Regions from separate parts of the Homo sapiens genome. Here region 1 is linked to region 2. Evidence: chromatin loops called from intact Hi-C (ENCODE). Cell type or tissue: PC-9. All regions are shown on one strand. Links, peaks and the distances in the headings refer to the core of each region. The heading gives the core; the rest is flanking DNA.

Evidence for each region. Hi-C counts contacts between places; a loop is a spot of excess contacts. Peaks named below come from ENCODE experiments on the same cell type or tissue, not always from the same donor. Only the 100,000 strongest peaks of a DNase experiment are listed, where the experiment ranks them.
Region 1: a loop joins it to region 2, with 5 times the contacts of the local background. A loop is called at or near these places in 2 of 110 quality-filtered maps.

What each region holds. Positions count from the first base shown.
Region 1 is chr5:95,830,749-95,839,244 of GRCh38, forward strand. It overlaps LOC124901029 (a long non-coding RNA gene), which reads right to left. Exons shown (of 3, transcript XR_007058876.1): 2 at 2,963-3,077. LOC102724720 (a long non-coding RNA gene) reads left to right here and starts at 4,079. Exons shown (of 3, transcript NR_157807.1): 1 at 4,079-4,518; 2 at 7,572-7,695. It also overlaps the pseudogene GGCTP1. RefSeq lists enhancers at 3,939-4,048, 4,169-4,218. In PC-9, for the core only: a CTCF peak has its summit at 4,347; DNase peaks (open chromatin) are centred at 2,133, 3,923, 4,313 and 5,963; H3K4me3 peaks cover 1,912 bases; H3K27ac peaks cover 2,452 bases.
Region 2 is chr5:95,707,490-95,715,985 of GRCh38, forward strand. It overlaps a transcript of SPATA9 not described here. Among named protein-coding and RNA genes, the nearest start is that of RHOBTB3, 20 kb to the right of the region's middle. In PC-9, for the core only: no CTCF peak of the experiment used is centred there; DNase peaks (open chromatin) are centred at 3,072, 3,622 and 5,092; H3K4me3 peaks cover 843 bases; H3K27ac peaks cover 3,489 bases.

The DNA.
Region 1 (8,496 bases), core at 241-8,240, 120 kb after region 2:
AAAGGGGTCCCGAAGACCATCTATTCTAACCCCCTCGTGAGCTTGCCTCCATGCCATGGCATTTTTCCCACTGGGCACTTGTCCAGCCTTCCCTTGAACCCCTCCATGGAACAGGCAGGAATTCACATCTATGAAAAGAATGCTGAGTGTCCCTCATGGAGCAGGAGCCCACTCCTCAGGGAAACTGAGTGCCTGCACCCAAGGCACACACAACTTTCAAGTAAGAGGGAACATGTCATAGTGTCGTTCAGGATCTCAGATCCAGGATCAGGGAGAGGCAGCACCTGTGTACATGACATCATATGAGATAGAATCACAGCCTTGCTTGTGAGAAAGAAAAAGAGTGGTCCCAAACAGAAGTGAATTTAAATTCACATGGCAAGGCTTTTCTGAAAACACACCTGAGCACATTTCTGCTTGAAATCTATTCGTGATGTTTCTACCAGCTGCTGGTCTATCTGAGCACCAGCTCCATCCTAAGCTAGGCTTACTCCACACAGCTGATAGAGGCTCAGCAAAGCTTAACTAGGCCTGTCATAAACTCGCCCCACAACTAAAATGAGACATTCCTGTTATCTTATTCCTAGTCTAACTTTTATCTGGATAATTCTTTTTGTCTATACACATCCAACCCCCAAACAATCTATGTACTGGATATCTTTTTGTTGTAAATAAAAAAATAAAACATTGACAAGTGTTCAACTTAAATACTCCTTAAAGGGGCACTAATTTAGAAATATATCAATATAATGAAATACTTAAAAATTTTTTTTAAAGAGGCAGAATTAAGTCAGTTGATATGAAATAATCTCTAAGATATTAAGATGCAGCACAGTGGCATCAGTATGCTAGCTACCATTTATGTTTAAAAAAATGGTATATTGAGTGGGACTTTCTTGTTTGTTAGAGTAGAGTTGGAAGGGGAAAGCTGAGGATTATGAAGGATAAATAATGCACCTTGTATAGAAAGCCACCAACAACAGGCCAGAATTCCTTTCTAGGGCTTTCTTAAAGATGAAACAACTGACCTTACAGCTATCAGCACATACTCCCCACCTTCCCACCCTAGTTGGCCTAGTAAGGAGTGTTGGAGTTTTTCCTTTCCCACCACGCCCCCCTGCAAGCCACATGAAATGGGTCCCAAGAGAAACATCATTAAAGATTGGAGTTTACTTGCAAGAAGAGGAGGCTGGTGCCTCATTTACCAGTTGGTCAGCTGCTTAGGTATAGTTGATGCATTGATCTGCCCTGTGCCTGCTGAGCAGGGGCAAAGAGCCTTGGGAGAAATTGCAGAGTCTGGCTTGAAAGGGACATGTGAGTCTCCCATGGGCAAGTGCACATGGAAGGTGACAGCCTTGAGTTGTCTTGTTTCCTATCACTGGGCAAGGAGAGCCCAGCATAAGAGGCTGTGGGGTGTACACAGAGGCAGAGGCTGAAGGGGCTGGAGGAGGTCAACCTGCAGCTTGATCTGCCACATTGGGGAAGCCATGTATGTGAGAGAGCCTCTTTGAAGAACTTACCTGGCAGCCTCAAAGAGCCTGTTTTAGGGTGCCAGCTATTAAGATGGTTAGTGTTGGCCAGTGAGGCCATGAGCATTCACAGAGAAAGAACCATAACATAGGAAGTTCAGTAAGGAAACAGTTACCCTCCCTCTCCATTGCCTCTCCCAGTCCCCAACTTTGATAAAGGAGGGGCAGGAGCTGTCATTGAACCTGATCATGACCCATCCCTCTCTACTCCAAGAGGAAAAGTGAAGGGACAGGAGTAAAAGACAGATATGCCCTCTGCCCACTGCAGGTGCCCCCAGGTCATGATGGGGGTGGGTGGTTTGAATAGATATGATTGTAATTTTACACTCGATTAGACCAGAATTTTTAACAGCTAAAAGTGAGAAGAAAGCTATGGGACCCCTCCATTTCTGCCTCCCTCATAGGGATGGGAGATTGGACAGAGCACAGTTGTAAGTTGTGATCAGTTAAACCCCACCCCCCACTGCCCCACATTTTAGGTTAGTTTCCCACAGCTCCATATATGTGATATGGGCAGACTATCTCTGGAAGGATAGAGAAGAAATGAGGAAATGCCTCTTGAAGAATGACTTGCAGACTGACCCCAGGCCAGGTATACTTCCTGCATATTTTTTGTGCTAGTTTTTGTTTGCTTGTTATCACATGCAAATATTACACAAAATAGGCAGAAGGCATGCCAAAGCAGTGAGAGGGAACAGGGAGGATGGAAGAATGGAGACAGGACCCTTATATCTCAGAAAAAATCAACCAAATTTATCTCTTTAAGGTAACAGGTTCACACTGAGGTGCAAAACTCATATCTATTATTTGCCCCAGAAGGAATGGGTGCCGGGGTGATGGACGCTACTTTGCACACAGTTTGGTCCTGAGGGGCAGAGGAAGTGAGGATAAATGAGGATACTCACAGACAAGTTGCATGCTAGAATTGGCCTATCCGGGTGGCAGGAGACAGAAGAGACACTGGGATGCACACAGCCCTCCACCTGCCTGTCCTCTGCCTAAAGGAGTCTCTTAACCACTTCCTGGGTCATGAGAACATTCCAGAAAGTGGAACCTGACCCTGGCCTTCCCCACCAGACTGCGTGCAAAGGAAAAATCACTTCATTCAAGGATGAGTAGTCGGAAAGCGCCATCACGAGATCTGTGTACAGATAATAACAGAGGAAAGGGGTGTGGGACAGGGAGAGAAGAAACATCACCACGGTATTACAGATATATGTACAGGATTCTCCCTGTGACACTGTTTGTAATAATGATAATAATAATAGTAACTTTAAAACTTGAGAATGGCCTAAATATCCATGAATAAGGAACTAATTCTACAAATCATGGTACATCTATATAACTAGTTCTTTTGAAGCCTATTTTGTGTAATATTTGTATGTGATAACAAGCAAACAAAAACCAGCACAAAAGGTATGCCGGAAGTATACCTGACCTGGGGTCAGTCTGCAAGTCATTCCTCAAGAGGCTTTTCCTCATTTCTTCTGTATCCTTCCAGAGATAGTCTGCCCGTATCCATAAAATCATGAGTTCTGTCTGTACATGCTAATATGGAAAGATATTCAAGATATATAACTTTAAGCGATTTATTAAATAGGCAACATATAAACATAGTATAAAATCCTAATAATACAAAAGGGTATACAGTGCAAAGGAAGTTGCTCTTTTTTTTAAAAACCACAAATATGTTTATTCCTCTAAAAACAGTATACCATCTTTCCAGTTTTCAAAATGTTATCATCAATTATCTGCAGATTACTCTCATTAATCTGATTTTTTAAAATCTCAGAGCAGAGCAATTCACCAGCACCATCATCAAGCGAGCTACAAATCTATCCTTTACCAAAGCAAGGAGACACTTAAGATCAAGTCAAGAGAAGAGCTTTCAGTGTTTGCATAAGGGGTACTCACATTCATTTGTCACACACTTCAGGGCCCCATATCCCCCTTTTAAACTGTCTAACTCCTAACCCGGTCTATTTTTATAGTCTGAAAACAAGGAGTCACCCAAGTGCGATATTCCTTCAGAGCACTGTTGAAAATGGATCAAACATGGAGATCCTCCAGATCCCTGTTCTCAAGTGTTAAAAAATATTTTATATTAGCACATAGAATATCCTTAGATATATTCTGTTATGTTCTAAAGAGTTTGTGTTTCTCCCTTTTTGATGATGTCTTCAATTTCTTCTGAGACCTTTCCTGTATAGTCATTTGGTTCTATTGCTTTTAACTTCTCTTGATACTCCAGCGGCAAACCATTTTTATTTTTGCACCCATGCAAATAATCTTTTTATACTGTGAAGACGGAGGAGCACTTTCGTAATTTGTCATCAGATATCTTTGACAGGTTATTTCTCTTCCTTCTTGAGTTGAAACTTTAACTTCTATTACAACATATGTTCCTTTTTTTTTTTTTTCTTTTTTGAGACGGAGTCTCGCTCTGTCGCCAGGCTGGAGTGCAGTGGCGCAATCTCGGCTCACTGCAAGCTCCGCCTTCCGGGTTCAAGCAATTCTCCTGCCTCAGCCTCCTGGGTGGCTGGGACTACAGGCGCCCGCCACGACGCCCAGCTGTTTTGTATTTTTAGTAGAGACGGGGTTTCACCATGTTGGCCAGGACGGTCTGGATCTGCATGCGGGCCACACAGAAGCCCGCCGCCGAGGGGTTTCGGAGGTGGATACTCTCGTCAGCCGGTTGCTACCGTAGGCGAAGTACAGAAAAATGTCCTCATCCGGGCCCGGGACGTCCCTGCAGCCCAAGTTCGCCATGTCCCACTGCTGCCTGCACGGGAGCCTGGAGCAGAGCTGTGAGGAGCCGCCAGAGAGCGCAGCGCGGCGGCCCAGGACCCCGGCCCAGTGACTGCCTCGCCGCCGCCTCCAGGAAGTTGCACTTTTACCTCATCCCTCAACAGTTCAGATCCTCTCACCAGGGGCAACCCCTATTTTTGGATTCTTGTGCTAGGATATGTTATCAAATTTTTTTAAAAAGGTCAGACCACCGTATGATTCCATATGTGTAAAATTTAGAAGATTACATATATATTTGCAGGTGTGGGTATGTGTACAATATATATATGTTATACATATACACAATACAATATATAAAATCAATATATATTATTTTTTCTAAAACGGGACTGATGACTCAATTAATTAATTAATAATTTCCCCATCAGTCAGATGGGGAAGGGGCTTTTTATTTTCCATCTTTCTTCATTGAATATTTACCATATGCACTTTCACTTGTATGTTTAATCTTTTTATTTATTTAAAGTAGGTACTGGGATGTAGGGAGTTGGAGAAACCCGTTTGGACTAGACTTTAAAGAACTGTGGCAGAAGGGTATGAGATACAATAACAGCTTGAGGGAATAGCAGGATTGAGAAAAAGCATCTTTCATTTAAGGGAAACTCGACTATGTTTGTTTTATTTTTTTCCTTTTGCAGAGAGGAAGCAACTAGTTGAGGGGGGAGAATATGAGAGAGAGAGACAGAGAGAGAGAAAGACGATGCTTGATGGAGCAAAGTCACCAACAGCACTGGAGGAGGGGACAGAGGGCCAGGCAGTGGGGCTGACCTCAGAGAAGAGGGGTGCACCTTTGGAGGGTGCACCGGGAAGGGAGGGGACAAACAAGGAGGGTGCCGAGGCTGAGGATGGGCAAGCTAACTGGCCACAGTGCAAGCCCAAGGGGACGAGGGATTCCAGACTCTGGACACACGGCCGAAATAGCCAACTGTGGGCTCCTGGCTACAGAGGAGGTGAGTGGAGCCAGGAGAAGAAGATGAGAGAAGAGAATGGAGAGGCATTAAGTCAAGATGAAGAATAAAAACTGGTTCAGTGCCAGGGTTTAAAAAAACAATAATATTTTTAAAACGTTATGCCCAGTGACAGGAAATTCAGGCTCTGGGTGACAGGAAATTCAGTAGGCACTCGGTGGCTGCTGGGCTGCATGACTCAATTTGTGTAGCAATGTCGAATGCTGAAACAAAAAATAAAAGTTTTTTAAAAAATACTTTCAAGGTTTTGGGAAATATAATTTTGGTTAACATGACCCCACAATTAAATGAGGTCTATTTAATTAGGGAGGCAGTACTTCTGGAGGAAAACAAATTGCCTAGGCTGTCAATTTAGCAATGCAACAAAACATGAAATCAATAGTTTATTAATATCAGGTGTATGGGTATACACCTGCCTTATACAGAAGTAAGAGCTGTATTCACACACCTAGTTGCAAAGAAATTAAACATGAGCTGAGATGCTCAAAGAAAATGAATCACTTAGGGATAGAGCATCTCTAATTCGAAAGGACAGTTTGTCCCACCCAGAAACAATCTCTGGGCTCATGTGTAGATGGAACTGTCACTTGGAATGACTTGTCAAAAGGGCTTCAGGTAAAACTAAAGCTGAAACTGAAAGGTAAAACTCTGAGCTAATAATAACTATTGACCCACATCACCAGAAAGTTTTGGAAATGAATCAAGAGGAAACAACAGCCACTTAGCCCTTCCTCACCCAAGAATCCTCTCTGCCATTCCTTTCCATCCAGCACTTTTTCCCTGTGTAATAACTTTTGGCTCTCATATTTCATTACTCCTCCACAGAATATGAGGTTCAATTACAGGACTCTCACACAGATAGATGACAAGTGTACTTGTGACAAAATGTTCTCTAGTGGGCTTCTGGCTAATATATTTTTGGCACATCCAAATTATGAAAGAGGACACAATTGTTGGTAAAACCAAGGAAGGCATGTATGTGCTGAGTATTCTGTGTCTAAAATCAAAGTAGGCTGGGCACAGTGGCTCACGCCTGTAATCCCAGCACTTTGGGGGACCGAGGTGGGTGGATCATTTGAGGTCATGAGTTCAAGATCAGCCTGGCCAACATGGTGAAACCCCATCTCTACTAAAAACACAAAACTTAGCTGGGTATGGTGGCATGTGCCTGTAATCCCAGCTACTTGGGAGGCTGAGGCAAGAGAATCGCTTGAATCCAGGAGGTGTAGGTTACAGTGAACTGAGATCACAGCACTGCACTCCAGCCTGGGCGATACAGTGAGACTCCATCTCAAAAAAAAACCCCAAAAAACAACAAAAAAAACAAAAAAACACAAAACCACTCACAAAAAAACAAAAAACAAAGTGCAGAACCATGTGTATAGGATAATCTCTTTTTTATGAATATAAAAATCTAGGGTATGAAAACATTATATAATGTGTGTGTATATGGTTATATATGAATGAGATAGAGCTGTATATCCTAACATGAAACATTTCCAAGTGAAAAACATACTAAATTTGTTACTTTGCAAAGTAATATCTACATCTAAAAAATGAAAAATAAAAAAATGACACATGCATAGACGCATGTGCTGTGCAGCGTGGGTGCCTAGACAGGGTAGTAGGAGGAGGCACAGCCAGCCGTGGGCAGTGCGACCTTGAGGAGGAGTGAACTGGAGCGGGATGGTGCAGGTTTTCAGCTTTGCTCTGTAAACTTCTATATTATTTGAAACTTATACAATCAGGATATATTCCTATATGACTTATGTAAGAAAATAAAGAGAAACAGTAAGCACCAAAAATGAAAAGTGTGTAATCAACTCTTTGAGGCCTTCATAGGAAACTGGAGAACCAGACAGGAGTTAACACAAACATGAAATGACACATCCAGGTCTACTAATCATGACTACACTGGGAAAGAGGGGACAGAGAATTTGGTAGTCATGGCAGACCCAAGTATCTTACTTCTGCAGATTTGAGGAATACCAGAGAACTGTGAAGAGACTGAGCTTGAAAGTCCATCTCAAAAGGTCTTTGCCCTTCAGCAGTGACATGGCAGTGGGGAGGAAGGAAGAAAACAGGCTGTCTTTGTGTGGCTGGTGATGCCTAAGTGCTGGAGCGTGAGACAGTCCCCAGGCCCTGTGCCATAGCTGACATGCAGGAATAGGCGTTGGCACTGGGGAGAGCCAGTCTGCTTGTGACAGAAGCAGCAGATGATCAGAAATGGAGGGCGCTTTCTGACAATGACACCATCATCCCACAGGGAAGGAACATCTGACTCTTGGCTCCCACTAAGATGCTGCCAGAGCGGCTGGTCTCAAAGGGCAAAACAACAGCCCCTGATGGAAAGTCTTCACGACGCAGCCTCCGAGGTCCTTCCGCTCAAGGTAAGAGCCCTGCTTGCCTGGCTCTAACTGGATTCCTGAAAACACTCAGGCACAGGGCAAGCTGAGGAAGGGGTGGTGTGGGGCGGGGCGGTGGCAACAAGTCAGTCTTCTGAATCCCCTATCAAAAATCTGGGAAAGGTAGCTTTTTACAATGAGGGTTGGAAACACTGACACAGAGGATGCTGACTGGGGAGGTTTGGAGCCAACCATGGGACCAGGCCTGTCCATTACAATAGAACCAACAGGGCAACCTGGAGTCACATAGGCTAATCTAAACCAGCCTGACTGATCCCCATGTCCTTCCCAGGACTTCACTGCTCCAAGAGTAATCAGTCACGTGTCTCAGTAGCAGGAATGAAATCTTTGACCTCACAGCAAGTGAAGCTGGTGAAGGAACAGAAGAGAAGTGAGAATAGGTCCATCTCCACAATGAGGGGAGGACAGCATGGAAGAGGGAGTCCAGGCCCTGCCAGCTGAGGAGATGGGGACATAAGGCACAGCTGTGGTAACCCTGGGCCACCACTCTCCAGCGTCCCCAAAGCCTGCTGTGGTACTCTGTGGCTGCCCTCTGCATCCTGTCTGGCTACCAAGGCGAAAGGGTCTCAGCTGTTTAGGCTAGTGCCAGCCATGCTCCCTCTAATGCCTAAGTGAGGGTTCCGAGGCCTCCACTTCAGCATCTGGGATACTACAAGGGGGACCCAGGAGGAGAAGGGGCCCTAAACATGATCAGGGGATTTTGGCATCCAAACGTGTTGGCCTGGAGACTGTGGGGAGCATAGAAGCTTGGAGAACACACAGCAG
Region 2 (8,496 bases), core at 288-8,287:
GGCCTAGTTAAAACAATTTTACAGAAGTAAAGTAGTCAAAAAGTTAAAAGGATAAATGGTTACAGGAACGTAAACCGTTCCAGGTGCAGGGGCTTTAAGACTATTACAAGGTGATAGACCCGGGGCTTTGGGCGTTATCAATCAGATGAATTCCTGGGAACTGCTGATATAGCTTGCCACAGTATCTTATCAGTTAATTGCATTCTTGGACGTGCTGGGAGTCAGCTTGCACAAGTTAAGTCCTTGAGGAGGGAGCTGCCAGTGAAAGAGCCAAGATGGAGTCTGTCTGGCTCTCTTAGCTAAGGGAGAGTCAATTCAGGTGGAAAGAAGGCTAGGTGATTAAAGGAAAAGGGAGAGTCTAAAAACAGAGTTAGTAAAAACCAGGTTGGGCATTACATTCCCCACTTGTGTTTTTGGGGAATCAAATCGTTGATTCCTCAGTTATAACAAGGGGGTTATATTGAGTCTTAAGATACATAAGTTTGACAGAAGCTATGCATTGTTTTACAAAATTAAGAAACCAATTTAATATACAAGGCCCAAAAATTAAAGTTAATAGTATGATGAGGAGAGGTCCAGCTAACTCTGATTAAAGTAGTTAGCCAGGGGTTCCAGTTGAACATGTTTTGATACCAGGGGATGTTATTTTCTCGTTCCTGTTGGTGCCTATCTAGATTTTCTCGAACTTTTGGAGTGTATCTTTTATGACTAAGAATGGTGGAGGAACAGTTAAATCAACTTTGTCAGGGGGTTTCTGGAACATAGGGTCACCTAGAGCAGTCAAAGGCCGGATTGGCTTGCATGGGCTCCATGAGACCAGGATTTTTTTTTTGGATGGTGAACATAGTGCCAACATTAAATCCTGGGATATGAAATCTTAATTCCCATGACATGCCATAATATTATTGAGTTGAATTAGGGTCATGGACAGTTATAGTAAGAGGATTACAATTTTTTCTAGTACATAATTTAGGACAAGGAGCACGAGTTATAGAATGAAGATCTGGTTGATCCCCCAAAGTAGGTGGCTAAAGTTACAAATGTCCAATCAGGGCAGAAAAACTGATAAGTATCTCGACAGCTAGCGTCAGGGTGATTCCCAGGACAGAGGTAAAAGTCAACATTTTGGAGTTCTTTTTCTGTACCTTTGGAGCTTCCACATCCAGTTTGGCTCCCAGAGTGTCCAAATCCTGCTGCAAGGTTGACACTTTCTGCTCCTATGACCGGTAAGTTGTGTTGTTCTTCATGGGTGCGAGCTGGCTCTGAGAACAGTGCACATAGATCGACTGCAAAGGTGACTTCCTTGGAAGTACCGGCCCTCCAAGTAGTGTTGACGAATACACGTCCTGTTGTGAAAGAGGTGAGGAGGAAGGAGTAGGAAGGCACGGAGGACATAATAGGTGAAAACAAACAAGAGAAGTAAATAAAAAGAATTAATCTAACAGTTTCACCCGACTTAGGCGCAGTTTTAAGGGGCCTGATCCAGCCTTGGGGACCCATGTTTCTAGTTGGGCTCTGTTGGCCTTTTTGATGTGGGAGTGATGAATCCAAGCAGGAATTCAATCCGCCTTCAGAGCCGTTGGCATCGTGAGGATGACGGTGTGAGGTCCCTTCCAAGCAGGAGTGAGTCCTTCTCTCTGGAACTTTTTAATAAACACTAGGTCTCCTGGCTGGAATGAATGGCAGGGCCCCATCTGTTCAGGAATTGGATTGGGATGGGCTCCTCGAACAAGTGGCAGAATAATATCTTGTACCTCTTGGAGAGACTGTAGGCACTGCAATAAATTAGCTTGTGATATTTCTGCCAAATGGGCATCTCTTAGCTTAGGCAAGATAGGTGGCGCCTGCCCATACATAATTTCAAAAGGCGATGACCCAGCCTGATAAGGGGTGCACCTTACTCTTAAGTAGGGCTAAAGGAAGGAGACTCACCCAATTTTCACCGGTTTTTAAAATTAATTTTGTAAAAGTGTTTTTTAGGGTGCAGTTCATGCATTCTACCTGCCCAGAGCTCTGGGGTCAATAGGCACAATGGAACTTCCACTGAATGTTTAACGTCTTACTGACCCACCGAGCTATGGACGAGGTGAAGGCAGGTCCATTATCAGACCCTATGGCAGCAGGCAGCCCGTATCAAGGGATGATTTCATTAAATAAGAACTTAACTACCGTATTGGCAGTTTCGTTTTTGGTAGCAAATGCTTCAGTCCATCCAGAGAAGGTGTCTACTAGTACTAGAAGGTATTTGTACCCAGCCCGGTGTGGTTTTACTTCTGTAAAGTCAATTTCACACTTTTCTTCTGGCAAGTTTTTTCGGAGACAGTGGCCTGGGCTGGGTTTAGGACCTTGCTTGGCATTTACCTGGGCGCAGGTTGTGCACTGGAGAGCTGCTTGATCTGTTAGGCTTTGAAGATGGGGGATTCTTCTTTGTTTTTGATAGCCTTTCCTGCTGAGGTGAGTAGCCTGCGCTCCTGGTAGATGGCTCCATGTACATGCACAGTAGCAAAGGTGTACCTGCTGTCAGTGTAAACGTTAATACGTTTATCCTTACCCCATCGGAGAGCCTGAGTGAGGGCCATCAATTCAGCTTTTTGCGCTGAGGTGTTTGCTTGTAAAGCCTGAGCCCACGGCACATCTGTCTCCATGGTAACAGCTGCACCGGCCTTTCATACTCCCTGCTCGAGAAAGCTGCTACTGTCTGTGAACACAGTGGCGTCCACCTTCTCTAGGGGCATATCTTGAAGATTGGGTGGGCCAGTTTCGGTAGTTTCTAACAGTTCCTGACAGTCATGGATAGTAGCTGGATTCAAACACCATGTGGGAGAGAAAGTCAAACGAGGCTGATCTAACAGTAAACTGATACTGCAGGATGCGAGCATTTGACATCCATTTGCCAGAAGCACTTTGAAGTAAAGTCTCTATGGCATGAGGAGTTGTAAGGGTTAAATTTTGGCCCAGAGTTAACTTATCAGCCTCTTGGACTAGGCTTGCTGTAGCTGCTACTGCTCGCAGGCAACTTGGCCATCCAGAGGCCACGGGATCCAGTCTCTTAGATAAATAGGCCACTGGGCGTCTCCAGGGTCCTAAAGTCTGAGTAAGCACCCCTTTAGCAACTCCCTGGCTTTCATGGACAAACAGGTGAAACGGCTTTGAGATATTAGGGAGGGCTAAAGCAGAGGCTTCAGTTAATGCCTTTTTCAGGTTTCGAAAAGCCTGTTCTTCTGTGTCTGTCCAAATTAACGGGCCATTTCATTCTGTACCTCTTGGATAGCCGCCACTAAGATTTTTGTTTGTCCTTTGAATGCTTTATCAGCAGCCTTTTCAGCTGCCTGTGTTGCTTGTTTTTGTTTTTCAAACTCTTGGTTGTCAAAAACCTTTTGGGCTATTTCTAAAAGCTGACTGATATTCATTCCAGCAAATCCCTCCAGTTTTTGGAGTTTTCTTTTAATATCTGGGGCTGCCTGAGCCACAAATGCCAAATTAAGAGCACGGCTATTTTCGGGGGCCGCCGGGTCAAAAGGGGTGTAAATCCGATAAGCCTCCCGGAGGTGCTCTAAAAACGCTCCTGGTGACTCATCGGGCCCCTGGATGACTTCAGTCGCCTTAGACAAGTTTATGGGTTTCCGAGCGGCTCCCTTAATACCCGTGAGGAGATACCAGTGAAAATCGTCCAAAGTTCTCGTTCCACTTGAGGAATTTGGGTCCCAGTTAGGCCGGGTAGAGGAAAAGACCTTCTCAAGGAGGTCTCTAGCTTCCTCCTCCGGTCTATTGGCTGATGCAAGGAAGTGCTTTCTGGCCTCTCTCCAGATACGCTCCCTCTCCTCAGAGGTAAAGAGAGTTAAAAGGAGCGGTTGGCAGTCATCCCAGGTGGGCCGATGGGTCTGGAGTATGGACTCCAACAGTGAGGTCAAAGCCTGGGGCTTTTCAGAGAAGGCAGGATTTTGGGTTTTCCAATTATACAAGTCAGAAGTAGAAAAAGGGACATAAACCAAGAAGGGGGCTGAGCGCTCATCACCCGGAGGGACTTGTGCCTCTCTCAGTGGTAGTAGAGGGGCTGCTTCCTCCCGCCGCGGCCGCAGTCGAGAGGCAATGGGTGGCGAGCCCACAGGGGACGTCGTCAAGGAGATATGGGACGACCCTAAGGGAGCAAGTTGGTTGTAAGGCGGTGGGACTGGGTGAGGGAGACTCTCCTCTTCTTCAGAGGGAGGCAGTACAGGGGGAGCCGAACCGGCAGAGGGTTGAGGCGAAAACGCGGCCTGGCTCAGGAGGACTTTGGAGGTGGAATTGTGAATGGCGCATGAACGGAGCCATGGAGGAGGATTCCTGACCAAACTTAACCATTGATTTTTACAGGGAACCTGATTAGGATAGCCGGGAGCTTGGGTAACAACCCGCCACACGGCTTGAACAATTGTAGGATTCAATGACCCTTCAGAGGGCCACCCAACTCCAAACTTGGGCCATTCTACTTTACAGAGTGTCCGGAGCTTGCCTTTCTTAAGGCGGACTCCATAATCCTCTGAGAAACCAAGAGAAAAATTTTTCAGCATGCACTGGAGGGGGCTCCAACCCTTGCAAGGCCGGGACTCCATAAATGACTAAGTTTTACAGTTAAAAAAAAGAATGCTAAAGTACTGGACAACAATTACATGTAAGTTGGGCGTGGGGACATTCACATAAGATTTATATATTAACTAATAAAAAATTGAGATTCAAATGATGGCAAGCTGTTTCATCCAAGAACATGCATGTCAGATTACGTTTTCCAAAGATGCTGCAACAATATTTCCTATCCCACAATGTGGCCTTGATACTCCTCTCATTAAGAAATGGGGTCTATGTCCTCGCCCCTTTAACCTGAGCCATCTTGTCTCTGAGTTGTAACTGGTAGAATGCAGCTGAAGTGACACTGTGTGAATTCTAAGACTAGGTTGTAAAAAGTGATGCAACTTTCTCCTTGTTCACTGGCACACTCACTTCTGTACCCCCTGAGCCACCATGTAAGATGTCCAACTACCCTGAGGCCTCTATGCTGTGAGGAATGCAAGGGCAGGGTGTGTGTAGGGCATCTGGTTATCAGCCCCAGCTGAAGTCCTAGCCAACCGCAAGCATCAACTGTCAGACAAGAAAGTGAAGGTGCCTCAGGATGATTCCAGCCTGAGTCACTGGGCCACTTGAAGATGTTGAATCACCACAAGTCATTTGAGTTTTCCCACCTGAGGCCCCAGACATCATGGAGCCGATAAAAGCCATTCCTATTGTGTTCTGTCTAACCTCTGACCCACAGAATTTGTCAGTAAAATGAAATGGCTGTTTTAAGCCCCTAAACTTTAGGATAATTTTATTTGTTATCTTAATAGTAACTAGAACAAACAGGGAATGCCTTTTCCATGTTCAGTTTTTTTAATTGCTTTTTTTATCAATGTTTAAAGTTTTCTTCATATAGATCTCATGCATTTCCTGTTAGCTGCATTCCAAGAGATTTTATCCTTTTTGTTATTACTGTAAGTGAAATATATTCTCCTATTAAGTTTGCAAGTGGGTGTTGTTTACATATATAGATTATGCATGCATACATTTGTTCCCAGACAATTTACTTAATTTTTCAATTTGTTTTAGTTGGTTTTCCTGTTGATTCTCCCACTCCCAGCAAAAACAAAAACCCATGTCCCAGACCTTTTTTTAGACTGGTTTGTAACAGATCCTTTAATGGCCCACTTGAGTCCATCAAGCTATGAAGTCTTCCTGAATAAGGAGTGGATTCACTTACTTCCTAGAGGAACTGCCCAGTTGATATGGTTTGGATTTGTGTCCCCACCCAAATCTCATGTCGAATTGTAATTCCCAGTGTTGGAGGAGGGGCCCGGTGGGAGGTGATTGGATCATGGCGGTGGATTTCCCCCTTGCTGATCTTGTGACAGTGAGTGAGTTCTCAGGAGATCTGGTTGGTTAAAAGTGTGTAGCACCTCCCCCTTCCCTCCCTTCCTCCTGCTCCAGCCACAAATGGGTGGAGACGTGCCTCCTTCCTTTTCACCTTCTGCCATGATTGGAAATTTCCTGAGGCCTCCCCAGAAGCAGAATCCTGTACAGCCTGCAGAATTGTGAGCCATTAAATCTCTTTTCTTTATAAATTACCTAGTCGCAGGTATGTCTTTATAGTGTGTGAGAAGAGACTAACACACCAGTAGATAATCTAAGGTAGATCTCCTTTACATCAGACAGGTAAATTAAGTTGTTTCTCTCCCTTCTCATTCCTTTCATCATTTAAGTAAATTCTTAAATTCCAATGTTTTTTTTTCTTCAGTAACTAGAAAAGAGGACAATTTCTCCTCTTCTCAATCTTATCTTCTAAACAGAAACTCTGAATACATTATCCAAACCTTCAACAATATTTATTGTTTTATATGCACACAAATACACATGTGCATATATATATATAATTTTGTATGCAAAGTATACCTTTATTAATATTTGTTTAATATTTTGACTTTAAAGTCTCTTGGGACTTCCAGGCATACAATCATATCATCTGAAAATGATGATTTTATCCCTTTTCCCTAATTTTTTATATCTCTATTTTATTTTTCTTTTATATTTGCCTTGGGTAATATAAATTCCATACATGCTGAGTTTGCATAAATATATTATTTTTAGACAAAGTTAGCTAATTTTTATTATTAAGCTTGCTGGGGAAGGATCAACTGGGGATGACTAGGCAATTGGATATACAGGCTCGAGGCTCAAGAGAGTAATATGGGATCTGATAATTTGAAATCTGAGAGTCATCAATGTAGGAGCAATCACTGAAGCCATGAGAGCAGATGAAAGGGCTCCAGGAGGAACAATGTATAGCAAGAGGAGAGAAAAGAGTCTAGGACAGAACCCGAAGAAACATCAACATGTAGGAGACTGACTGAACAAGTAATCCTGTAGCAGAGAAGTTGAAAAAACAAAAGTGTTTTGCAATAGAAGGAAAAAAAGATGGCATTTCAAAAAGGGGGAAAGGTCTGCAAGCTCTTGAGAAAGCTAAGGAGTGTCCTTCGGATTGGGCAATTTGAAGGCTGTTGGTGACCTTGAAACAGCAGTGTGACCGGAGTGGTGGAGGAAGAAAATTTGTTTGTAGTGAGTTGAGAAATGAATGGCATTTAAGAAAGAGAGAATCATTTTTAACAAACTTTGAGGAAGTTTGTCTTAATTATTAGAATTAATAATGGGACTTAGCAGAGTTATGAGGGCAAATCAATTTCAAAAAAAAAAAAAAAAATCACTGTATTTTTATACACCAATAAGAAAGAGGTAGATGATGAAATAGGAAATGGATTCCCTTCATATTCCCTTTATAATAACATCTAAAAATATCCAGTATGTAGGAATAAAACATTATTGAAGAACATTAAAGAAGACTTAAATAAGTGAAGAGATATATACTATGTTCATAAATTGGAAAACTGAATCCCATATTAATTCATAGACTTAATGCAATCCCAATTAAAATCTTAACTTCTTTTCTTTGTGTAACTTGACAGTCTGATTATAAAATTTATGTAAGATTGTGGCCGGGTGTGGTGGCTAATACCTGTAATCCCAGCACTTTGGGAGGCCAAGGCGGGCAGTTCACGAGGTCAGGAGATCAAGACCACCCTGGCCAACATGGTGAAACCCCATCTCTACTGAAAATACAAAAATTAGCTGGGCGTGGTGGTGCATGCCTGTAGTCCCAGCTATTCGGGAGGCTGAGGCAGGAGAATGGCATGAACCCGGGAGGCAGAGGTGACAGTGAGCTGAGATCATGCCACTGCACTCCAGCCTGGGGACAGAGAGAGATTCCATCTCAAAAAAAAAAAAAAAAATTATGTAAGATTGCAAAGGGCCAAGACAAGACATATTTTTCAAAGGTGAAATAATTAAGGCAGCATAGTATTGACAGGATAACCAAGTAGACGAATAGAAAAGCACAGACACTTAACACATGAAGTAGATGACACTGCAGAGCAACAGGGAAAGGAAACTCTTTTCAAAAAATGAAATTCAAACAATAGAATATCCATGTGGAGAAAAAGAAAATTGTTTTCCTGTTTTGTGTTATGTATAAAAATTACTTGCAGGTAGATTAAATACCTACATGTGAGAGGCAAAATATAACACTACTAAAAATAATATAGAAAAAATTTTATGATCTCAGGGTAGGGAAGAATTTCTTTAACAAGACAGAAAAAGTCCTACTTATAAAGGAAAATATTGATAAATTTGATTTCATTAAACTAAAGAACTTCAGTTCAGCAAAACAAAGAAACTAAAAGATTAACTACAGAATGAGAAGCCATATGTAACAGATATAGCTAACAAAAACTAAAATCTAGAATACAGAAAGAATTTGTTCAGATCAAGAACAAAAACCACTCAATGTAAAATACGGACAAAAGATTTCAACAGATACCACATAAAAAGACAAATCCAAATGACTAATAAAGCCAATCTTATTGTTGTCAAGGAAAT